Linked DNA regions of Mus musculus: regions 1 and 2 are each linked to region 3. The links are chromatin loops, found by intact Hi-C in ENCODE. Cell type or tissue: left cerebral cortex. All regions are shown on one strand. Region 1 holds the start of Actr3b (ARP3 actin-related protein 3B). Region 2 overlaps Galnt11 (polypeptide N-acetylgalactosaminyltransferase 11). Region 3 overlaps Actr3b (ARP3 actin-related protein 3B).

Region 1 (8,000 bases), 73 kb before region 3:
TGTTTTGCCCGAGGCATGATCAAAGCAGAGACAATGGCACAGGATTCCTGGAGCTTTCAATGTAAGATGGTGTGTCTTCTAAGCTTGCAGGTAGCTGCCTTCCTTTGCACTTCAGCACAGTGTGTTTTATGACACAGCTATCCCCTTTTCTTGCAAATCAAAGCACACTCTAGGCAGGTATTGGCTACCACAGACTTCAAAGGTCATGAGGCTCATCTCTAAACAGAGTGGTTACCTTTGACAATCATCATAGAACTGATGCCTACTTTTGGCATAGCTGGTATTATGGGTCGATCAGCATCTCCTAAAGAGACATGCTGTAGTCTTAACTTTGGTGTCTGTAAATGTGATCTTATTTGGAACATATATGCATATGTGCAGTAATTAATTCAACACAGCTAGTTTCCTTAGAAGGGGAGACACATGATCAGGGCCTGGGAGATGGCTGAGCGAGTACAGGAAACACTTGCTGTGCAAGCACAGGCTCTTGTACTTTGAGTCCTAGAACCCCATGTTAAAAATTTATGCATGGTGTGCACCTATAATCTCAGTGCTAGGAGGTGATGACAGGCAGATTACTAGGGCGCACTGGCTAGCCAGCCTAGCCTACCTGAGGAATTATAGGCCAGTGAGAAAACCCTGCCTCAAGAAAAAAAAAGGTGGATGGAATCTGAGGAATGATACCTAAGGTTGATCCAAATGTGGCCTCTATATGCATGTACATACATGTGCATGGACATCTACAAAGAGAGAGAGAGAGACAGAGAGAGAGAGAGAGAAGAAAACGTAGATGATGCAGGCAGAGATGAGAGTGATACATGCCCAAGCCAAGGCATCCAGGAGTGTAGCAGCTCCTGGTAGTGGGTGAAAGGCACAGAACAGAACCCCCTACAGTCTTTAGAGAACACAGCCCCATCTACACTTGACATTGGCTTCTTGAATGATGTAAGTATATGTATTAAGCCACTCCATTTGTGGTAATTTCTTTTGGCCCATTCACTAGAAAAAAAGGCATTGGTCAGTGCAGTGGTTCTCAACCTGTATGTTGTGACGCCTTTTGGGGTTGAATGACTCTTTCACAGGGATCACCTAAGACCTTCAGAAAACATTACAATTCATAACAGTAGCAAAATTACAGTTCTGAAGTAGCAATGAAAAGAATGTCATGTGTAGGAAGCCAACTCTAAGATGGCGCCGGTTTCCGGTGTGCCGTTGTCATAAACAACATCAGCGCAGGTGTAAGCCCGAGTCTGGCACCAACCCCTCCCGAGCAGGTGCATGCAAATTAGGTGCCGGCCAACTGACCAATCCCAGGGGGCCACGAAGCCTCTCCCTGTGCTGGGGTGCATATAAGCAGACTTCCCTGGGTCCCCGTAGCAGCATCGAGGCGATCCTGCAATAAAGGCTGTTGAGAAGAATCCGACCGTGTTGTGTCTTCCTTGCCGGCTGAGGTGGGGCGACAGTCATGGTTTGGGGTCACCATAGCACCAGGAACTGTATTAAAGGGTCATATCGTTAGGAAGTTTGAGGTCCATTGGGCTAGTGAAACAAAAGGGGAAACAGATGGGAACATTGCTTCTTCAGAGTCTGGTCTCTATCCCTCTTGGAAGGGGATTTATCATTACAGTTTTGCATTGTGGAATTTCAGTAGTGATGAGTAGTGATGAGGCGATGCCTGAGGACCAAGGCCAGGGTGCAGGGTCTGCTGGGGCAGAATGCCTAGGTTCATGAGGATTCCACAGAATTGCTGATGGGTCTCAGTTACAAAATGAGATAACATAATTTGCTCATTCTAAGGTGTCTAGATACGTTTGTGTTCTACTGGCTGTCCACATCTATTTTATTTTTGGATTATTTTTTTTTGAGAGAGGGCCTAACCCTGTAGCTTAGGATGGCTTTGGATGTTTTATCCTTTCTCACAAGCCTTCCAAGTGAGGGGAAAACAGGCACAATCATAGCACAAAAACATCTTTGATAATCTTCAGGGCTAGTGGTGTCTAGAGGAAATTGCTGAAGTCTGAAAATCTTTTTCCTATCAGTGACTGGAGCGGCCATCAGTCCCAGTAAGTCCTATGCAGAGTGGACAGTCCATGGAAAGGCACACTGTGTACTGGGCAGCTTCAGGTTTCTGTAACGCTTCCTCCTTGTAGAGTGAACAGGACATTTGGGCTCTGGGGTTATCCTGGCTTTCCGGGTTTCCTCTCTCAGAAGTACACACAGCTCATATTCCTCTTCTATCTATACTCTGGGTTTCAGTTTAGACTTCATGGCTTTGGAAAACATCTACTTGATCCAAAAGTCGAGGTCAGGGGTGCTCGAATGGCTTTCTGGACATCTTGCATTTCTGCACCTAGCATTTGTACTACAATCGCCTGATCACTGGTGGCAGACTAGAGTCTAGGGCAGCAGTTCTCAACTGTGGGTTGAGACCCCTTTGGTGGGGGCCACATATCAGATGTCCTGCATATCAGATGTTTATATTAGGATTTACAACAGTGGCAACACTACAGCTATGAAGTAGCAATGAATTGATTTTATGGTTGGGGGCGTGGCAAGATGAGGATCTGTATTAAAGGGTCACAGCATTAGAAATGTTTGAGAACCACTGTTCTAGGGCCAGATCCTGTGAACAACTTGCTTACTGTTTGTATTTTACTTTTGTTGCTTTAACAAAACACCTGGCAAAGGCAATATCAAGGAAGTGTTAATTGGCTTGCAGTTTGAGCATGGCATCCTTGCTATGGCAAAAGAGGTATGGGACCCCTGGCCACACTGTGCTTGCAGTCAGCAAAGATGAGTGCCCCTTCTCAGCCAACCTCCTCTCCCCTATTTTCCCTGGGGCCACAACCACATTTAGGGTGGGTCTTCCACCTCAATTAACACAATGTGGAAACTCCCTCACAGGCATGTTTGCTTCTAGGTGTTCTAGGTCCTGTTGACTTGACATCATTATTAATCATCACTCACACTGTTAAAGCATGACCAATATAATAAGTGTACATTAAGTAAATGATGCTAAAGTACAGGGCATTGCCAACAGCCTGTAGTGGGGTCTTTGTTGCTTTGGTCCAGGCTTCAAAAACAGACCGACTGACAGACAATCGAAATGGGCAGGGCATTGGTAACATGCACGGAAGGAAAGATATCTTGCTTCTAGTTCTGGGTCCCATTTGGGAGCTTCCATCCTCTTTATCTGTCTTCTGTTTCTCTCTCTAGTTCCCCTGAATATTGTTTTAGGTTTAGGATTATTTGCTCCCTTGCATGCAGGAAAAAAGAAAGAAAGAAAGAATTACCCAAGGGCTGGCAAGATGGCTCAACCAGTATGAGCACTGACTGCTTTTCCAAAGGTCCCGAGTTCAAATCCCAGCAACCACATGGTGGCTCACAACCACCCGTAATGAGATCTGACACCTTCTTCTGGTGTGTCTGAAGACAGCTACAGTGTACTTACATATAATAAATAAATAAATCTTAAAAAAAAAAAGAATTACCCAAGAATGGTCAACTAATCTAATTCTTCTCCTGTGGAAAATCCACAATGCTTTAAGTCCCAGTAAAGACCAAGTGAATTAATACATCTCTAGAAAGTTCCTTTGGCATCACAGTCAAGAACTTTAGAGGCTAACATTTAGGGTGCAAGTGGGGTTTCCAGTAGGTAGGTGTTTTCCTTCTTAAGTCTCCTTTCCACAATGATGCTGGATAATCACCCTATCTTTGATATTAGAAAATATTTCCTAGTAATATTGATGTGGCATTGACTAAGGTCATTTATTCCTTAAGCCTAATTATGCATATGTTGATTTTCTCCCAGGATACATTATGCAGTGCTCTATCATAGAAAGTCATAAGTATTTTTCTACAGTGAAGGTTATTTATTCGTTCAACATTCAGGTGATTTTTATCGGAGCACCAAATGTGTTAAGCATGAAGCCCTGCCCTAGGAGAACCTATAATTCAGGAGAGGTGAACATCTACTAATAAGTACCCAAACTAGCTTTAAGTGTTAGAAATAAAATCAAGAGATTGTTGGGGTAGAGAATAAAGTGAACATTGAAGTGAGAATTAAGAGGAGAAAGGGGCTGGAGAGATGGCTCAGCGAAGAGCACTTGCTGCTCTTCCGGGAGACCCAATTCAGATTCCTGGTGCCCATTCACAGCTGTCTATAACTTCAGCTGCATGGGATCCTAAGCCTCTGGCTTCCAAGAGCACCTGCTCTTACATACATGCACACACCAGCAGACATAGCGACAGATAGACACACAGCCAATAATCTTTAAAAAAAATTGCAGCTAGATAAGCCGGCAGTGGTGGGGCACACCTTTGATCCCAGCACTAGGGAGGCAGAGGCAAGTGGGGCTAGCCTGAACTACCTACCGAAAGAGTTCCAGGGCAGTATGGGCTACACAGAGAAACCCTGTTTCGAAAACAAAACATAACAAAACAAAATTGCAATTTGTAAAAAGGAGAGAAGAGAAAGAATTCAGGCCTCGCAAATGGGGTCATAGTCACCTTATGCATGTTAAAAATAGACTCCAATCTCTTCCACTGCAGGATAGATGCATAGGCTAAAACGCCGGGCTGCCAGCACTAAGGATGGCTGACAAGAGGGCGGAGCGTGCGCGTCCCCGATTGGCCAACTGTAGAGTGACGTCACGAGGCAGAGCCTCTGGGCTCCCGGCAGCTCCTGGGTGGGGAGCGGCGCTGCCTGCGACCCGGCACCTTGGCACTGGGCACCCAGGGGCACGCTGGGGCTGGTGGGGACGGAGCGCCTCGTGGCCGAGCATGGCGGGCTCGCTGCCTCCCTGCGTGGTTGACTGCGGCACCGGGTAAGAGCCGCGCCCCACGCGCCCACTCACGCTTCGCTGGGCGTCCTGGAGCCATTTCCCCGCGGGGTCAGACGGCAGGAGGAGCGCGGAGGGATGGTGCACGGAGGGATGGTGTGCTGAGGGACAGAGCTCAGTCTGAGGGGTTGGGGAGTTTGAGGGATAGAGCTTAGGTGGGGTGGGAGCTGGGGGACGGAGCTCAATCTGAGGGCTTAGAGAGTTAAGGGATGTGGCTCTGAGAAGATGGGGTGCTGAGGGCATGAGGCTGCGGGGTTACCGGGTGGGCTGCACCTTGCCGGGATGTTGCTGCAGATACTTTCTCTGCAGGGCTTGCACCTGAGAGCTCAGAGTAGTTCCTCTCCCCCCCATCCCCGGGGTGCTTGTCACCTGTCCTCATCCTGTGCACTCACGCGCGCGCGCGTGTCACCTTTCCCTACTGATGTACCAACCACCTACTCGTGGAGATGTTTACACGTGCCATGTCAACTTGACACCCAGTCCCCTTTCCCACTCTGCTCTTTTCCACTCTGAAATGGCACAGCCTAGCCCAGCTCCTGCTTTGGTTTGCATACACTTATCTTTGCTCTTAAAACACACACACACACACACACACACACACACACACACACACACACATTAAAAAAAGACTAACATTTTGAAAAAAAAACAGCCCTCTCCTTTTTGGGGAAGTAGATAACTCTTTTCTTTTTTGAAGATGTTAATTTTTCAGAAGAGACCTTAAGAATGGCTTATGCTGTCAGGCTTAGCTAATTTTAGGAAGGTGGCAGCCAAACCTCCAACCTGGGAGTTTGGGAGTACCTGCTGGCATTGCTGACAAAGTACTTCATAAATAGCTTGCAAATAAATTTAGCCTCTTAAAATGTTTTTCAAGGGATGGTAATCCTTTGTCACCGAATAGTCTGTGGCATGTTCTCTTGCAATTCTTTCCTGTAGAAAAATATACTTGGTTTGGTTTCCTTGACAACCTTGTGGGGGTGTCTTCTAATTTGCTACAGTCCATCTCCTACTGATGTGTCTTTCCTTTTGTTGCTCCGGAACCAGCAGTGGTTACAGACTGGAAAACATGTTCTATTTCTGCTAATTTTTCTTTTGGAAATAAACGTTATAGAGAAGTTTTGTTGCCCTGTATTTGAGAAGTTGCTGACTTCCCTAGACTTGCTCAAATCAGTATGGCTCTTGTGGACCATTCCCCCATGTGTTGGCTCCCCTTACTGTCTCACTCTATCTGCCACTCCCTTCAGTCTGGAAGTGTCAGCAATGAGGGCAATATGTAAACATTGTTTTTATGTTAATGTCTGCATGTGAGAACTTTGGCTTTGTGTTGCCTAAACTGCTGAGACTTGAAGCTCTCTCTGCGCAGTGTTAACAGTAAAGCAGCACTCCCTGGGCCATCTGTGCTGTATTTCTTATTAGTAAGCTGACACCGTATCCATTGTTCTTGCTATAATGATCTAAAGAGTGCTCAGTCTTGACCTTTTGGGGTCAGTGACTGATGTCACCTTCACCTTCAGTAGATCGTCATGGCCCAAAGCTGTGCTTCAGGCTAGCATCTTTAGGCTGTCAGAGGCTCTGGACTCAGTGACAGGGACCTGGGGTTTCCTGTGGGTGTTTTCTGCCACTGAAGCCCCTGTGGCTATCACGAGTCCCCAGTGTTCAGTGTGTGAGCAGAAGATGACTGCATAGCCTAAGCGTTCCAGCTTCCATGTATTAGTGATTCTTGCATTTCTTGTTTTGGATTGAGTTTTACCTCAGAATAGAACTAAATGTAAAATGCAGCTAAAAATAACAAGGACTGAGGAACATAATAGACTTGGGAGATCTCATTTTAGACTGAGTTTTACCTTAGAATAGAACAGTGCAGCTAAAAATAGCCAGGATTGAGGAACAGAATACACTTGGGAGACTCATCACGTGGGCACTACTGATGAGATGGGCAGGTTTTTGTTTTGTTTTGTGTTGGTGGTGGTAGTAGACGTAGAACCTGGGGATCTTGTTAAGTGGAGCCTCTACCACTGAATTGCACCCTGAGTTCCAGTCTTGTCTGTCAGTGTGCCCTCTCTCTGCTTCCCTGTCTCACTGTCTGTCTTTCTCTCTCTGATACCCACCCCCTCTTAAATAGAGTCTTCTTGTTGTATAACCCAAGCTTGTACTGAACTTGGAGAAATCCTCCTGCCTCAGCCTCCTAAGCATTAGGATTGCAGTTGTGTGCCCACATGCTCATCTGGCCTGTGTTTTATAGTAAATACATTTCTTTTGTGACCTCAAATCCGATGAACCCCGAGACCAGATGAGTGTACACAAGTATGCTGGGGACAAGATAGAAACAGACAAAGGTATCTGTGAGACCCACAATTAAGTTTCAGCTTTTTAAAGGATGAATAGGCTGCCGAGCTCCCAGAGAAAACGCCACCAATTCAGTCTCACGTCTCACCCAAATGTTTAAAGTAGTTTTACATAGTCAAACTGACTTTGAAGCAATTCCAGGTCCCTGAGAACCGGGAGAGAACAAACTCCAGGCTGCATCCCTCCAGTTTCAGCAGCTTTGCACACTGTGTCCTCTGGACTCCTTAATGTGCCGCTCTTACTTTTCTGAGCTGCTTAAAAGAAGGTTCTCGGCACCTCCCTCTTACAGGTCAGTGTCTGCCTTCTGAGCGAGAGCAGGGATTCACATGATCACAGACCAGTTATTCAAGTCAGAGATGTTAACATGGATGCTGCAGTGCTGTGCTGTCTGCCATCTGCACTTGTGAGCAGTTTCGTTTCTTGTCTTTTTTGGAGTCTAATCCTGTCTAGCATTGCCTCATTATATTTGGTGGTCATGTTTTTAAGGGGATGGAGTGAGGTCCTGTTATGTAACCCCTGCTTCAGCCTCTTGACTATTGCATGTCCTCCCATGCCTGGTCGCTATGTTATTTATAGCTCATGTCTTCTGGAAGAGTTCCTTAGTCTTTTTTTTTTTTTTTTGTCTTTCAAGATATATCCTTTTGATAGTTATATATATAACAAGGATATAACAATATATATATATATTGCCCCTCGATTTTGTCTGTCTGGTGTTTCTGGTAGATAGAGGTTGTGCAATTTTGTAAGGGTTGCCATAGAATCTGTTGCTCTTCCCTTGTGCATTTCATCAAAAAGCCTAGCACAGCATCTACC
Region 2 (8,000 bases), 570 kb before region 3:
GAAGGTAAATGGCAGCAGATGCCCAGGCCTTGACGTGCTGAGGAGGAGGAAGCTGGGCTCCAAGCATGCCAAGGCTGTTTGTCTCCTCCCTCTCCTAACCCAGAGCTCTGTGGAACTCAGCTCCTTGTATATTATTATTCTCTTGTCATGGAAGTTGCCAAAATGGAGAGTAGAAGGCCTTTGTTATGTGGGTTTGAGCAGGGGGACCTTGAGAGAGAGAGAGCTCTGTCAATGATCCATGCCACATTTCCTTGGGCGCTCTAGTGTCAGCTCATCGGATGGCTCCTTTTTCCTCCCTGATGCTGATTTTCCCAGGCAGCAGTGTGAGCAGAGTGCTGCGCTGTACTGCTCTCCAGGAGCGCTGCATATGACACCCGGCAGCATCTTCTCAAATCGACCCCAGTCATGGAAATGATCAAATTCCACTCTCAAGTAAAAGATTGGAAGAAAAAAAAGTCTTCAGGACTTGGTCGCCTCTAGTCCCAGTAGAGACAGATGATGTTAAGGCCAACCTTGTCTACATAGTGAGTTTTAGTTCAGCCAGGGATATACAGTGAGTCCCGGTTTCAGAAGCAACACACAATAAAAGCCGTTATAAGCTGTAAGTGTGCCACTAGGTGAAGTGTATCAGTGTTTGGAAAGACTGCAGAGCCGTAGACCAGCGTTTCCAAGTGACTAGTACGTGTTTTCTAAGTCTTGCACGTGTAAGAAGATCATCCAAAGAGAACACAAAGCCAAATGTGCATTTCACTGGTATGATTCTTTTTTTTTTTTAAACATTTATTTATTTATTATATGTAAGTATACTGCAGCTTTCTTCAGACACCCCAGAAGAGGGAGTCAGATCTCCTTACGGGTGGTTATGAGCCACCATGTGGTTGCTGGGACTTGAACTCGGGACCTTCAGAAGAGCAGTCAGGTGCTCTTACCCGCTGAGCCATCTCACCAGCCCTACTGGTATGATTCTTTTTTTTTTTTTGGTTTTTCGAGACAGGGTTTCTCTGTATAGCCCTGGCTGTCCTGGAACTCACTCTGTAGACTTTGTAGACCAGGCTGGCCTCAAACTCAGAAATCTGCCTGCCTCTGCTTCCTAAGTGCTGGGACTAAAGGCGTGCGCCCCCACGCCCGGCTTGGTATGATTCTTATTTACTGTGGTAACTATGAGTTATAAGTTAGGCGTGCTGCTGTGTGGTGGTGATCCCAGTGCTGGGGTGGCTGAAGCAGGACTATTAATTAGAAGCCAGTCTAAGCTGCATGTTTGCACTGTTCAAAAAAAAAAAACTACAAAAAACTGTTATTGTATTAAATATTTAATGCAAGAATAACTACAATTACTTGTAATAGGAATTTAAAAATATTTCTTCTGTCTCAACTACATTTTCTCATGAGGCTGTATTTTTAAAACAGTGAGATGGCTCAGTGGCTAAAGTGCTTGCTGTTCAAGTCCTGAGTCTTACCTAAAGGTGGAGAGAGCCAGCCCCACAGAATTGTACTGACGGCCACACATTCTCCAAGGCACGCGGCCCACATCACCATAATAGCACTTTCTGATTAAAACAACACGGCAACAGGGTGATGCATGTGAGCCACCTAATAAAAACCACAAGGTTTTGTATTGAGAAAGAGTTTCTCTTAATTAAAAACCTAAAACTACATTGAGGTCTTTTATTTTTTATTTTGGTTCGTGGTGATGTTTTTGAGAGTCTAGACTGGCGTGCAGCTCCCTCGGGAGAGCAGGCTGGTTTTGAAGTCACAGAGATATGCCTACTCAGCCTCTCTAGTGCTGAGGTTAAAGGGGTGCGCAGCCATGCCTGGCTCAGTTTTAATTGTTAACAAGGTCAGGATACATAGCTAAGGATCCTGAATCAACTCATGTTGAGAGTAGGAGATTAGACGCTAGAGTTTGCCAGTCACTCATCTGATACATAGTCTGCTGACTTAGAGTTTCCCATTGTCTTCTGTGAAACGGAATTTATTGAGTTTATGTTATGGTAGTGACATTAAGAAAACCCAGGACTCCTCACTGAATATATATTTCTAGCAAATTTCATTCTCTTTTAAACCTAGGAGCAATATTTTTCCTTAAGACCTGATTTGAAGAACAAAAGCTTCGGGAATATCAGTGAGCGTGTTGAATTGAGGAAGAAACTGGGCTGTCAGTCATTCAAGTGGTATTTGGATAATATTTACCCTGAGATGCAGATACCTGGCCCGAATGCCAAACCTCAGCAGCCCGTTCTCATCAACAGAGGACCCAAGCGCCCCAGAGTCCTGCAGCGTGGAAGGGTGAGCTGGCAGTCTTGAGGGCTCCCTGGGGAGGAGGGGCAGGGAGAGATTGGGGTGCTGTGATAGTAGAAATGGAATGTTCTCTTTGGGGCCTTCTTTCTGCTTGAGTAGAAAAGCTTAGAGATCTTAAACGTGTTTGCGGTTTTCACTAAGGGCAAGGGCCTTACTTACCTGTGCTCCCTGCCTTGGAGGGACTGAGACCTTTTGTAGGTTGTGCTGTCTTCCAAGAGCAGAGACACAATCGGGAACACAGGCAGTGTGAGGCCCGAAGGACCCTTCCCAGGGATAAGCAGGAATGCAGCAGCTGTTCCTGTCGAGACTCAGCTCTTGGAGCCGACTGCAGACAGAGACTGAGGCGACAGTTCATCAGTGTGACCTGTAGTAAGGTTTCACACCAGCACATGGCACTCCTGAGGTTAGCAGAAGGCACACCAGACCCTTTCAGTCAAGTTTACAGCTTAGGGGGCTGCCCTCTAAGTTACATTGTCTAAGTCATTTCTAAAACTGGCTTTCTGGAGGCTGGGGAGATGGCTCAGTTGATAAAGCACTTTGTAGCCCAGTGTGGGGATCAGAGTTTCGGATCTTTAGGACCCATGTAGACACTGGGCAGGTGTGGTGGTCTACTTGTAATCCCAGTGCTTGGAAGGCAGAGACAGGATCCTTAGAACAAACCCAGCTGATGAGCTCTGGGTCTGGGAGACCCTGTGTGTGCCTCAGTGACCAAGGTGGTGGTAGGGAATCTTGCATGAGCATGCACACACAAAGGTGTGCTCGTCCACACCTGTGCAGACAGCACACACACTGCTGTTCTTATCTCCCTCTTTAACTTCCTAAGGGCATAGCTCCCAGCTTTTGTATTTTAGGAGAACTGAGCCTAGTACTTTTCTCCTCATTTATAAAGCCCCAGACAACTATCTAGGAGTTTACTGGGTGTTCTAAGAAAAGGCAAATATTTTGTGCCCATATAGTTGATAACCTTTCCAGCATAGAGCTTTCCAGATCAGCATGTACATAGGGTTTTGTTCTTTAGTCCAGGCTGTCCACATATTCATGATCTCCTGCCTCAGCTCCATGACTGCTTGAATGACAGGCCCAACTCACCATGCTTGGCTTTATTTCTTCATCTTCATCTTAGTGCTGCGTGGGTGCTTTCCTGGGACTGTGGACAGCACTTCCCACTCTGCCTGCATGGGAGGGAGTCCCAAGGGCACTGTCTTCTTTTGCAGCTCTACCACTTGCAGACCAACAAATGCCTGGTGGCCCAGGGCCGCTCCAGCCAGAAAGGAGGCCTAGTGCTGCTTAAGACCTGTGACTACGGAGACCCAACTCAGGTGGGTCACACCTCCCCGTGCACAGTCACCCGGGGGAAGGGAGCACCGTCCTGAAGGTTAGAGATCCTTGACAATGGCTGCAATGCCACTAGTGGTTAAGTGGCAAGGGAAGTGCTCTTCTTCAAACCTTAAAGTCCTCAATAGATGAACCAGAGTCAGATTTTTCTGACCAGTTTATGGCTTTTAGGGGACACCACAACAGAATTTTGATTCATTTCATCCACTTAATTTCACTTAGTTTGTCTTTTTAATATTAAAATGTAAGCAGATAATTTATTTTGATTTGTTACTGTTCAGGCTGGCAGCATAACCTAACAGTGATTTAGACCACAGGCGCTGTCAGGACTGGCCTGTGATGGCCATTCCATTTTAGAGTTAGCATTGGTATCACATAGGAATAGAAGGAAACACTTGGCCATTTGATAAGTAGAATGTATACCTGGATATTTCTAGAATAGACTGCTTAAGAAAAATGGTTAGAGCACACACACATGGGGCAGTCAGTTTTTGACTCATGTATGGAACTGAGGATAGCAGGTGTCTTTCCCCACTGAGCCAGACCAGGCACGAGTTAACTGGTTAAATGTGCTTTGTTGTTACACTGATACTGCTGCTCCTTGCATAATAAACAGTGCAGTTCCTTGGCTGTACTGGCTTCAGGTGGCCAGTGCAGGGCCTGAAGCAAGACTGGGTGTTCTAGCACCTGCTGCAGAGTGTCTCACTGAAAAATACTTACCCTGTTTGAGGCTGGAGCCTGAAACCAAGAGCATTTGCATTTACATCCAAGGGAAACCCTGCTTCAGGGTGACCCAGGTAAAATCCATCATCTTGCAACAGACATTGCTACCTGAAATGGGGTGTGGCACTCTGCAGAAGGTCTGGGCTAGAACAGCTTATGCACACCACTACCCAGCAGATGGGCAGTGGTAAAACATCAGCTTGTCATGGTCTTGCCCACACCTCCTGAGCTCTCTGATGCTTTACAGGGCTGTGACCAGACTCTAAAACTGGAAACAATTTACAATGATGTGATCACTTAAATTCAGTTAAATCAGTGGGCCACTGCCTGGGTTCCTTTGGAATAACACTGTGTTAAGGTGGCCGAGAAGAGAAAGAGGAGTGGCTTGCTTTGGCCTCAGTTTTGGAGGGCTCTGATCATGGCTGATGTTCACGTGTGTGATGTCATGAGGCCACAGCAAAGGGGGCAGTTGTGGAAGCAAATGACAGAGGAAGCTCTTCAAGGCCTGTTCAAGAGTGAAAGGGAGAGAAGGGCAGCACTTCAAGGACTCCCTAGTGACCCAGGGGCAGAAGGCCTCCTTCACCTCCCAATTGACTGAGATGGTTGCGGTGGTGCTGGGGCCGACCAGTGTGTCTGCTTGTGGAGACTACACGGAACACACTGAAGCCTTATCCAGGCCGCTGCAGTACCTAAAGCAGCACTTGTTCTTTAAAGTAATTTTTTTGCTTTTCTTACTAGGTCTGGATTTATAATGAAGACCATGAATTGATTTTAAACAACCTCCTTTGCCTTGACATGTCAGAAACTCGCTCATCGGATCCACCCCGACTCATGAAGTGCCATGGGTCAGGAGGATCCCAGCAGTGGACCTTTGGGGTGAGAAGCTTGCTTATAAACAAGGTTCCTTGTTTATAAGGAGGACAGGAACCTGGGCTTTATCTAGTCCTGATGTTCCTGCATCTTCCCTGCATGCTACAAGAATATTTGTTTTTACATAAAAGCAAGTCCTTTTTCTTTCCCCTTCAGAAGAACAACCGGCTGTACCAAGTGTCCGTTGGGCAGTGCCTGAGAGTTATGGACCTGATGGATCAGAAGGGCTACGTTGGCATGGCGATCTGCGATGGCTCCTCCTCTCAACAGTGGCGTCTAGAAGGTTAAAGGTGGGCCCTGGCTGGACACAACATAATTCACCTGGTTTTGTCATGCCTGCCATAAATCAAGGTGCTTTAAGGTTGCTGACTGCAGCAGACAAGAACCTTGGTGGAGGGCGACCATCTCAGGAGCGCCACTGGGATTTGGGTTTACTTCCGAGCTGCTGTTAAGGGATTCTTGTTTATCCAGGGAAAACAGAAAATAATTCTAAAGAGTTGGGTCTACAGAGTATAAACCCAGGAAGTAGGCATTTGTATTCATATTTATGTTTTTCGCATTCTCCCTTGGAGATGGAATTGTTTCTGTCCAATCAGGAACTTGTCACAATTTCCTTTCATAGAGGACTTCATAAGAGATTTTTTTCTATTTCTATCATGCCTAATGTTCCAAATAGATTTTAAAAACTGGTTGAGTGCATATTACTTTTAGCTTCAGAAGATATCATGTATATTTAAGAGGCATTTAACTATTATAAATTATTTTGATGACTTAATATTGTCTGTCTACATTAAATAAAGGATCTTTTTGATCATTTAACTAGGATGTTTGACTCTTCTATCTCTGTCTTGCTTTGGGGCCAGCCTATTGTCTGGATGACTTGGGAATATAGCTGATGGCCTGTTAAGCTAGACAGCAGTTGCAAACTTCAGGAAGTGGCAGTTCCTTAGCTTGACCTGAGTGAATTTGGATACACCAGTTTGCCTGTGAAACTCTCTTTTCAAACTCCTAAGTGGAAAGATCTTAGAGAAAAATCTCCCTGTTGTAGACTTCAAAGGTCAGCTGGTCCATTTAGGAAACAAAAGGCAAGAAGTGGATTTAAACCCAGCAGTGACCACATTGAATGCCGTGTTACTGAACACAGGAGTGGGTTCCTTCAGAAGAGTGGATAGAAAGGCAAGAGCAACTGCAGCTCCGACAGAAAGGAATGGATGGGCAGGCGTTACTGTGAATGGACATAATCCACATATCTGCGTGATGGAGCTGTGTTAACATGGAGGTTTCAGCAGGGAGTGCTATTAGAGGTAGAAAGGGGTCTTTCATCCACAAGAAATAATCCCAAACATTTCTATAGCTAACAGCTTCCAAATACATGCTGCCAGAACTAGAAATTCCAACAAACATATCTGCCTACAATTACGGTGAGACATTTCAGCATGCCTTTTAAAACCTGACAGACACCTTGACAATACATACTATTGCTAAGTTGACCTGGTTGGGAAACACTCCACTCAACACCAGAACCCATGTTCTCATGTATGTCAGGTCCACGTATGTCTATGTCAGGTAAACTACAGTCCAAAGTATCAAATAAAAATCAACTATAAGACCTCTAGATAGTTTGAAACTGATCCACTTCCACTTGTGGGTAGAAGACAAATGAAAAAGGTGGTTGAAAACAGCCGAGTGTATGATATGCTAACAAATTCCTTGGACAATTGAGATTAAATCTTAAAATCCTATCTTAGATAGAAAAAAGTACATTTGAAGCTCAAGGTAGAAGTAAATATGAAATGTCAGAACAGAAATGAAATAGGAAACAAAATTATTCATATAGCAAGCTGGCTTGCCAGTGCAATTGATAGTCCTCTAGTTAAGATGAGACTTGGTGGGATCAGGAACGAGTGGCAAGCAGCCCGAGGGCAGAGCAGAGTGCAGCCCTGGAGAGGTGGGCAAGCCTTACACACACAACCACACTATTCCTGCTGCTCAGCCAAGGGGCTCAGAAACACTGAGGGCAGCACTTAAGATGTCCACAGCAGCTTTCATTTATTATCCAAAGTGGAAAAAAAGTGGCAAGAACAGTTTGGCAGGATATGGTAACTCAGCAAAAACGCTGCCTGGAGAATGAAGAGAGGTAGGAAGAGCTTGTCACCAGACCTCTGAGCCAGGAAGAACAGCACAGTATATATCCACCAAAGGGCTTCGTGAGACCCTCTGAAGAGTGTGGGAAATAATCCAAGGGTCCTCACCAGATGACAGTGTCCACTCCTGTGCGCTCAGTTTAGGCTTCTTTGACATAACCTTCCACAGCACCAGTGGGACAGATGATCCACCAGCCGCCAGCTCATACAAGTGTGCTCATTTGTGTAGAGTTCTGGCAGACAGCTTATTTGTTGTACATGGAGCTAACCATTACCTATGAAGTTAAAAGTTTAGTCTACATAAAAGTGTTGGTAGGAGGAGGGGAGAGCTGGAAGTGGAAGGAGAAGTCCTCAGCCTGGGCTGGAGAGATGGCTTAGCAGTTAAGAGCACTGACTGCTCTTCTGAAGGTCTTGAGTTCAAATCCCAGCAACATGGTCCGTAATGATATCTGATGCCCTCTTCTGGAGTGTCTGAAGACAGCTACAGTGTACTTGCATATAATAAATAAACAAATCTTTAAAAAAATTAGTCCTCAGCCTAAGAAAGGACATTTATAGGTAACCTCATGCATATGAGAGTTTTGTACAGAAGGCAGGATCCCTGTCTTCTGTCTCAACTCGGGAGCCTTT
Region 3 (8,000 bases):
CCCTCACTGCTGTGGGCAGGTGGACTCTAGGCACTCCTGCTAGTTGAAGCAGAGTTATTGTGGACTCCCACAGGCCCCTCACAGACATGCCTTTCGTAGCTCAGAAAGGCATCATGAAGAATCCAGATCCTAAGTTGCACTGGTCTTAGCTAGCACTGGTTGGTTAGCTTCTTTGAATCGCTTTCAATGTGCTGAACAGAGCCATTTCTTGAATCCTTATTAGTATCTGCCCTTAAAGCCCATGTGTGACCGGCAGGGTTTTATTTCATAAACACTGTAAATGCCCGCAGGGTATTTGCTCCACACTAGGGATGGAGGTTAGGAGCCCGGACCCAGGGTTTGGATCCAGGCTTCTGGGGATCACAGCCCTCTGTGTTTTTCCACAGTGGCTAACTTTGAGTTAGGAGGAGCCTCATCGGTGGTTTAACAGTGCACAGACAGCCTGTTCAGCCTACTTAGAGGAAGGCTTCACTGTCAGGTTAGCTCTTCTCTCAGGCAGCAGCACCTTCTAGAAACGAGCCATTCTGTGTCGTTGCCTACATGTTCCTAGTGGGAACATTTTGGTTGCTTATGGAGATTTCAGGTTATTGGAGTCATTCAGAACTTTAAATATTAATGGAACTTCAGATGCTGTCATTTAAAAAGACCACAGATACTGAACCTTATAAGTGGGAGCCATTCAATGCTAGTTCAGTGCTCAGAAGGGCGGACATCTGGGAAGGTGAGGGTGGGGACCTCCTGAGTGCACGGGCTCTGGACTGTGGTTACTGACGTGGCTGTCCTGCCTCCTCTCCTCTCCTCCCCTCTCCAGGCAGAAGGTTATGTAATTGGAAGCTGCATCAAACACATCCCAATTGCAGGTAGAGATATTACGTATTTCATTCAACAGCTGCTAAGGGAGAGGGAGGTGGGAATCCCTCCTGAGCAGTCACTGGAAACCGCAAAAGCCATCAAGGTAAAAACAGAAGGGAACCTGGCTGGTTTGGGGGTGAGGGAGATGGTGCTTGGACGTTCCCCTCAATGCCACTGCCCCTCCTGCTCCCTTCCTATCCCCTGAGAGTGTGGGCTTTGGTTGTTTTGCCATTGAGTTTAGTGTGCTGGGGACGTGAGGCTCAGCGTGCTCTCCTACACAGAGAGCGGCTTCCGAGCTGGTGTTGAGCCACCGGTGTGTGGAGTAGAGCGTTGTTTAATTGGAGTCTAATTAAACCAAACCTTCAATTAGCTGCATGCTGCTTCCCCATCTCCCTCCGTGCTTCCGTTTAGAATCAGGAGGCGAGTCGCAGCAGTAGCTGTCAGGAATCCAGAGGTGTCTGCATGCTTTGTGTCCTGAGAGTCCTCAGAACCCTGCCAGTCTAGATCTCAGGGTCCTTAAACAGAATCCACCTGCCTGTCTCCAGACCTCAGTTACATGCTACGACAGTGACAGGAAAATGTGAACTTAGTAACAAAAGAGCAAAGTGACTCTTAGGTCATTATTTAGAGGGTCTACTTGACCTCACCCATCTTCCTATTGGTGTGGGCATGGCAGTTACAGACTTTTAAAAGGAATTTTTCTTCTCATCTAGCAAAACTAAAACATTAAAAAAGAATCAAAATGCAAGAGATTCCTGAGTGTTCAAGGCTGGTTATCATAAATCGAGAGGAGGGAGGATTTTGTTTGAATCTGGAGAAGGGTCTGAGGTGGGGTATGACATGTGACCTCACACAGCTCTGGTTCGGAGCTGCAGCATAGAGGGGTAACTTTCCTGCTGTTTCCTCTCAGCCAAGCATCTCTGGAGGTTGGTTGAATTCAAAGTTTCAGGGGACGAGATTTCTGAATTTTGGCTGATGCTAGTTGAGAACAATCCTTTTGGGATGGGACAGGTAGAGGGATGGCTCCTACAGAAAAAAATGCCACCTGTCTCTCCCTCGTGGGCTTGGGCTTCCCAGGACTGGGGAGACTCGAAGTCCTCAAGCAAAAGGGAAAAGCTGGTCCTTCCATGGTGGGGAGAGGTTTGAAAAGATGTCCTCAGACTTCTTTGTAGACTAAAATATTTCCAAGGTTTCCCCTCAGCCTTTGTTTCCCTTTCCTCAGTGGGAGCCATCTCTTGGCAGCCCCAGTGCTCTCGCCTGATTCTGCTCTTATTCTATAGTAGCTGCCAACTGATCTCATGATGTTTGCTTATTTCAGTCACCTAGTGTCTGACTCTGAGCTAGATGGCCTCTGAGAGGGACCTAAGTGTTTCATGGACTGTGTATCTGCAGGGTTGATCAAGTGACTTAGAATACCTAACCAGCAAGGGCAGGGGATCAAGCAAACATTTAACAGGAGGACAGATAGCATTTCCTTAGGCACGCATGCGTTGTGTACACACACACACACACACACACACTCTCTCTCTCTCTCTCTCCCTCCCTCCCTCTCCCTCTCTCTCACCCTCTCTCCCTCTCTCCCTCTCCCTCCCTCTCCTCTCTCTCTCTCTCTCTCTCTCTCTCTCTGTCTCTCTCTCATGCAATTGACTTCTGAATTCTAGAATGGGCCAAGCTTAGTTTGCTGGTCTCGAAGTGAGGCTGGCACCTGACAGGGAGCCTGAGGGGGCAAGCAAAGCCTGGGTGGAGACAAGGAGCTGATGTTTTATAGATATTATTTCAGACAATATGGCAACAGAATTAGGGAGAACATGGAAGTGATGTGTAACCATTGCAGAGAAAACAGACTTACCTATTCAAGTGTAGTCATGCTTAAGCTGAAAGACAGCAGGACACATGCTTGATGGGTCAATCACACAAGAGTTACAGTGTAGGCAGAGATGAATTCAGAGGTGTCTGTAAGATGTGGGTTCTTGTGTATTTGTCAGAGGGCAGAGACGTTGGTACTTATCAATGCTTTGGCCATGTCTTTTTTGTGTACATACAGGAGAAGTACTGCTACATTTGCCCGGATATTGTCAGAGAATTTGCTAAGTATGACGTAGATCCTCGGAAGTGGATCAAACAGTACACAGGGATCAATGCCATCAACCAGAAGAAGTTCATTATAGATGTTGGTTATGAAAGGTTCCTGGGACCAGAAATATTCTTTCACCCTGAGGTAAGATGTCTGAGTGTACTGAGTAGTATATGTGGAACGATGCTGCCCTCCAGTGTGCAGAAGCAGCAGTTCCCAGTAAAGGGACCCAGTGAGCAAGTTGGTTTCACATGGTGGTTCCCTCTGCAGCATGGTTGCCTGGAGCGCCTTGCTGTAGGCTTACCCACTTTAACAGTTAAGGTTGGGGTTATCCTGGGCATGAGGAAGATCTCTGAAGAGCAATGGAAGAAATGGATTTGAAACTGATCACCAGGGACCTGTAGGAATAAAGCAGTCACAAATCTCAAGGACTGTGTGCATTGACCCCTGTATGAAAGTAACACTAAGCCAGAGTGTTTTGTGACTGTGCGTGTAAAATCAGTGAATGCCCAGCTGGTGAACTGGCTCATAACTATCTGAAACTCCAGCTCCAGGGGATATGCTGTCTTCTTCTGGTCTCTGCGGGCACTGCACTCAGATGCTCAAACCCACACCCAGACACACCCACACGCATAGCAAAGTACATCACTAAAAGTAAAAATGAAGTCTTAACATTTTGTTTGAAAATAGTTTGTGTTATTTGAGAAAGTGTATAATGTTTCTTTCATATTCGTATGAAATATAGTTTGCCAACCCAGACTTTATGGAGTCCATCTCGGATGTTGTCGATGAAGTCATACAGAGCTGTCCCATAGATGTGCGCCGGCCGCTGTATAAGGTATAAACTTCTTGGGTAAGGTGTTTTGACTTCCTTCCCACATAAAAGGCCTGTAGTTGTTGCCTATCCATGAAGCATGTCTTCATCACTGCTTTCCTGCTCCCGGCAGGAAACGCGTTCCAGTTGTGTATAACTGAGAGCTTTGACTCAGAGAAGGGAGGAGTGGGACGCTGGGAATATGACACAGCCAATAAAGGGACTTTTCAAACTCTTTTCTTCCTCCCTTCCCCTCCCTCCTCTGCTTGAGCCCAGACATGACTTTCCTGTCTCCCTCCTCCCTAGCACTGGGGTTTCAAACCCTGTGTCTCCATGCCTGGCATGAGCTGTCTTTTTGTCTTGACTGCCAAACTGGATTGAGTTACACAGCCTGAGCCATACACACCAATTGAAAGAGGAAGGTTTGTCCTGCTCAGGCTCTCTGGGAACCGCTCTTATTCTTTGCTGGGTATTTACGGTCAGTGCTGAGGTTAGCATGGCAGTAAGTACAAATATGCACGTGGAGAAGTTTTCCAAAATTCTTTGATTGTCTGGAAATGTAAGACTGAAATGAGAGAAATCTAGTCATTGTTACATGAAAGGAATAATAGCTGACAGCTGGTTAGCAAGAGCAAAAATTATCCTCAGCTAACATGTGCATGTGTGCATCAAGCCTTCATCCTCAGCTAACATGTGCATGTGTGCATTAAGCCATCCTCAGCTAACATGTGCATGTGTGCATCAAGCCTTCATCCTCAGCTAGCATGTGCATGTGTGCATCAAGCCATCCTTAGCTAACATGTGCATGTGTGCATCAAGCCTTCATCCTCAGCTAACATGTGCATGTGTGCATTAAGCCTTCATCCTCAGCTAACATGTGCATGTGTGCATTAAGCCATCCTCAGCTAACATGTGCATGTGTGCATTAAGCCATCCTCAGCTAGCATGTGCATGTGTGCATCAAGCCTTCATCCTCAGCTAATGTGCATGTGTGCATTAAGCCATCCTCAGCTAACATGTGCATGTGTGCATCAAGCCTTCATCCTCAGCTAACATGTGCATGTGTGCATCAAGCCTTCATCCTCAGCTAACATTGCATGTGTGCATCAAGCCTTTGACTCAGCTTCATGACCTCACATTACACTATGCACACACAGGCATCTACATTTTATACAGAGAAAGGTGCTTAGTCAAAATGTATTAACTACTGCTCTGTTCCATACTAGACACTACATACCTTTTGAAAGAACGGAGTAAATTCCCATGGAAAAGTCTTTGGTGGGAAAACAGCTATTGTCATGCAACTCATATGAGTATAGTGCAAGGGGTTTAATAGTTACTTGCATTTCCTTATTCTTTACAGGATATTGCTGTGCAGTCTAGGTTGACTCTAAACTTGTAGTCATTTGCCTTAATGCTCTGTTTGCTGGATTATTTGTATAGCTTTCATTAGTCTTGTGCTGAGGGTCACTATACAGTCACACACATACTTCCAGATTGAGTTTTGTGTCTCGTTGCTTTCCAGGCCCTGTGGCTGTTGAGAAGCAACCTTGAGCTTCTTCCGGCTGAACAGATTATTCTTGAAAGCACATTACTAATTGTAGGCCTTAATCAACTAACAAATATCTGTGCTGCATTGAGCGTGTATATGTTAGAGAACTGAATCAAACAGTTGCCTATGGCCACTCCCCGTAGGCATGCTGTTTCTGTCCACATATTGAGCCCTTGAAATTCCAGTCCCTGTCCCAAAGCCCATCCATACAGCTCTGAGTTAGTGAAGTTTCTGCATGCAGGGGGTCTAGAGTATACTGTATCTTTGAACTTGTATGTATTTGGGTGGATCATGTTAACTGCTAAATGGCAAGGTTGGCTTTTGAACCAGTTTCCTGTATCTTTGATAAGCTTAGGCCTTCCCTACTGAGTCACTCTGCCCGTCGCAGAAGAGATAGTGAGAAGAAAACCTTGCCTACTTCTCCCTAGGAGAACCACTCCTCTACTGTGGGCTGTAGAGGCTTTAGCTTGCCTGGCCATCCAGTTTGTGACAGTAACTAGTGTACATGAGCTGCGTTTGTGTGTATAAGAAGGTAGTAGATATACAGGAGTTGTCTCAGGGTTTCTATTGCTGTGATAAACACTATGACCAGAAACAACCCGAGGGATGAACAGTGTTTGGCTTCTGTGTCCCAATCACAGCCCATCATGTAGGGATGCCAGGGTAGGTGCTCAAGGCAGGAATCTGCAGCCAGGAGCTGATACAGAGGCCATAGAGGGATGCTCCTTACTGGCTTGCTCCCCGTGGCTTACACAGCCTGTTTTCTTATAGCATCCAGGACCACTAGCCTAGGGATGGTTCCACCCCCAGAGACCTGAACCCTAGCATATCAATCAGTCAAGGAAATGTACTATAGACTTAACCACAGGCCAATTTGGTGGGTGGCAGGAGCATTTTTTTAACAGGTTCTCTCTTTGGGTAGGCTGCTGGGTGGTTAGGGTGGCAGGTGGGTAGGGTGCCAGATCGGTATGGGGCTGCTAGTTGCTATTGTAGCCTTGGGAGTGATAGAATTCAAGTCCCACTGAGCTGGGAAGGCTGAGGACAGTGGAGTTGGCCAGACTTTGTGTTGTTTTTAATGAAGCTGAGCTCTCTACTCTGGAGAGAAAGGAGAGTCAAAAGAGGCTGCCCCTCCTCTGTCTCCTGAGACATTCATTGCTCATTAACAAATATCTGTGCTGCATTGAGTGTGTATATGTTAGAGAACTGAATCAAACAGTTGTCTATGGCCACTCCCTGTAGGCATGCTGTTTCTGTCCACATATTGAGCCCTTGAAATGCCAGTCCCTGTCCCAAAGCCCATCCATAACTAGATTCTGACAGGAAATGGACCTTGGGAGTTCTTGTCTTTCTTATGGCAGCAGCCATTGTGGTGTCTCAGTGAGTTTGGCATTGTCTTGGGCTCTTTCAGGAAGCTGCCACTCACTTCTTGGGCAGCCCTCGGGTCACTCTTCTCGCTCTGGCAGTGTTTGGTGGGCATCACAGCTTCTACTACTACCATTAAGAAAGGGACTGCTTCCCGAAGCCAGGGTGTGATGAGAAAGTGGAATATTGAAAATTATGGATGCCCACTTGAAAAATATCCTGTGGCCTCAGTTTCACAGTGGCTAAATGTACAGACATATAGGTGTTTGAGTGTCTAAACAAAATAGGTTAGAAGACACAATCTGTAGCACACACGGGTGTCTTTCTGTGTATAGCTCAACACCTGCTGTCTGTAGGGGGTGCCTCTTGTTTTCACTTTTGTTCTGAGGCCCTCTCTTCTTCATTCTTGCCAGTGACCTAGGCCCCTTTCACAGTGGGGTAGCAATCAGTGGATCAGAGCGATTGGACAACATGGTCTGGGCCCAGGGAAACTCAGATTAGACAGGGGGAATAACACATTTGCTGGACCCTGATGGATTCCTGGATGGTAAAATGCCCTCTCCTAGGAGTGTGGATGTTATGTTCCTGATGTCGTCCTCCTGTGTGCCTTCCCTCCAGTCTCACAGCTTTATCCAGACAGTGGAGAACTCATGGACGGAGTTTGGAGCAAGTTCCATGGTATCCTGTTCAGCCCTAGAAGGTTATCTTTCTTCTTGTTTGGAGCCTTCTCCTTCCTTGAGTAATCCAGACTTGTGGGGCCAAGGCTGTTCTATTTTGCTCAATCAGCCTTGGTGATTTTCAGGGGGTTTCTTATGATCGAGTGGGTAAGGGGTGGCTCACTTTAGACTGTGGAATGACCCAAGACTTTCTTGGCCATTGAGCCAACATCTTGTCCAGGTTCTCAGGCAAGAAGAAAAACAACCAGTAAGAATAAAAGATGGCTCTGAAGATTTGGACTGTTCGCTTAGCTTCATGGGGGCATGGTTGACATAAAAACGGTGTGTGCTTGTGGTGTGGACAGGTTGATTTGATGTATGCATCCACTGCAGAAACCATGTTAAGCTGACTAATTCATTCAGTCGCCACCTCATAGCTTCCTATGAGTGTGCATGTGTTGAGAAGCCTAAGAGCCACTGACAGCGAATTCCATGTACAGCATACCTCACTATTAGACAGCAGCTTGTGTCCTGTTCCACAGATCCTCACGTAGCTGGGCCGGGGTCAGGGAGGAGGCATATTAAATGCATATTAACACCATTTCTAGAGTTTGGCTAAGTTGACAGCTGCTGTCAGCAGCTCGTCCATTCTTGGATTATCCGGTGTTTAGTGTCTGTTCTGCACGAAGG

What was found. Hi-C counts contacts between places; a loop is a spot of excess contacts. Peaks named below come from ENCODE experiments on the same cell type or tissue, not always from the same donor. Only the 100,000 strongest peaks of a DNase experiment are listed, where the experiment ranks them.
Region 1: a loop joins it to region 3, with 5 times the contacts of the local background. A loop is called at or near these places in 2 of 42 quality-filtered maps.
Region 2: a loop joins it to region 3, with 3 times the contacts of the local background. A loop is called at or near these places in 2 of 42 quality-filtered maps.

What each region holds. Positions count from the first base shown.
Region 1 is chr5:25,755,303-25,763,302 of GRCm38, forward strand. Actr3b (ARP3 actin-related protein 3B) reads left to right here and starts at 4,671. Exons shown (of 12, transcript NM_001004365.2): 1 at 4,671-4,826. The coding sequence starts at 4,783. In left cerebral cortex, no CTCF peak of the experiment used is centred here; DNase peaks (open chromatin) are centred at 4,639, 5,190, 5,786, 6,464 and 3 more places; H3K4me3 peaks cover 3,746 bases; H3K27ac peaks cover 3,850 bases.
Region 2 is chr5:25,259,868-25,267,867 of GRCm38, forward strand. Galnt11 (polypeptide N-acetylgalactosaminyltransferase 11) reads left to right here. Exons shown (of 12, transcript NM_144908.4): 9 at 2,068-2,286; 10 at 3,513-3,617; 11 at 5,095-5,232; 12 at 5,383-6,051. The coding sequence ends at 5,514. Among named protein-coding and RNA genes, the nearest start is that of Galnt11, 41 kb to the left of the region's middle. In left cerebral cortex, no CTCF peak of the experiment used is centred here; a DNase peak (open chromatin) is centred at 3,424; H3K27ac peaks cover 478 bases.
Region 3 is chr5:25,828,715-25,836,714 of GRCm38, forward strand. Actr3b (ARP3 actin-related protein 3B) reads left to right here. Exons shown (of 12, transcript NM_001004365.2): 7 at 812-955; 8 at 2,897-3,070; 9 at 3,672-3,764. Among named protein-coding and RNA genes, the nearest start is that of Gm42237, 61 kb to the left of the region's middle. In left cerebral cortex, a CTCF peak has its summit at 3,122 (motif pointing left); a DNase peak (open chromatin) is centred at 3,112; H3K27ac peaks cover 857 bases.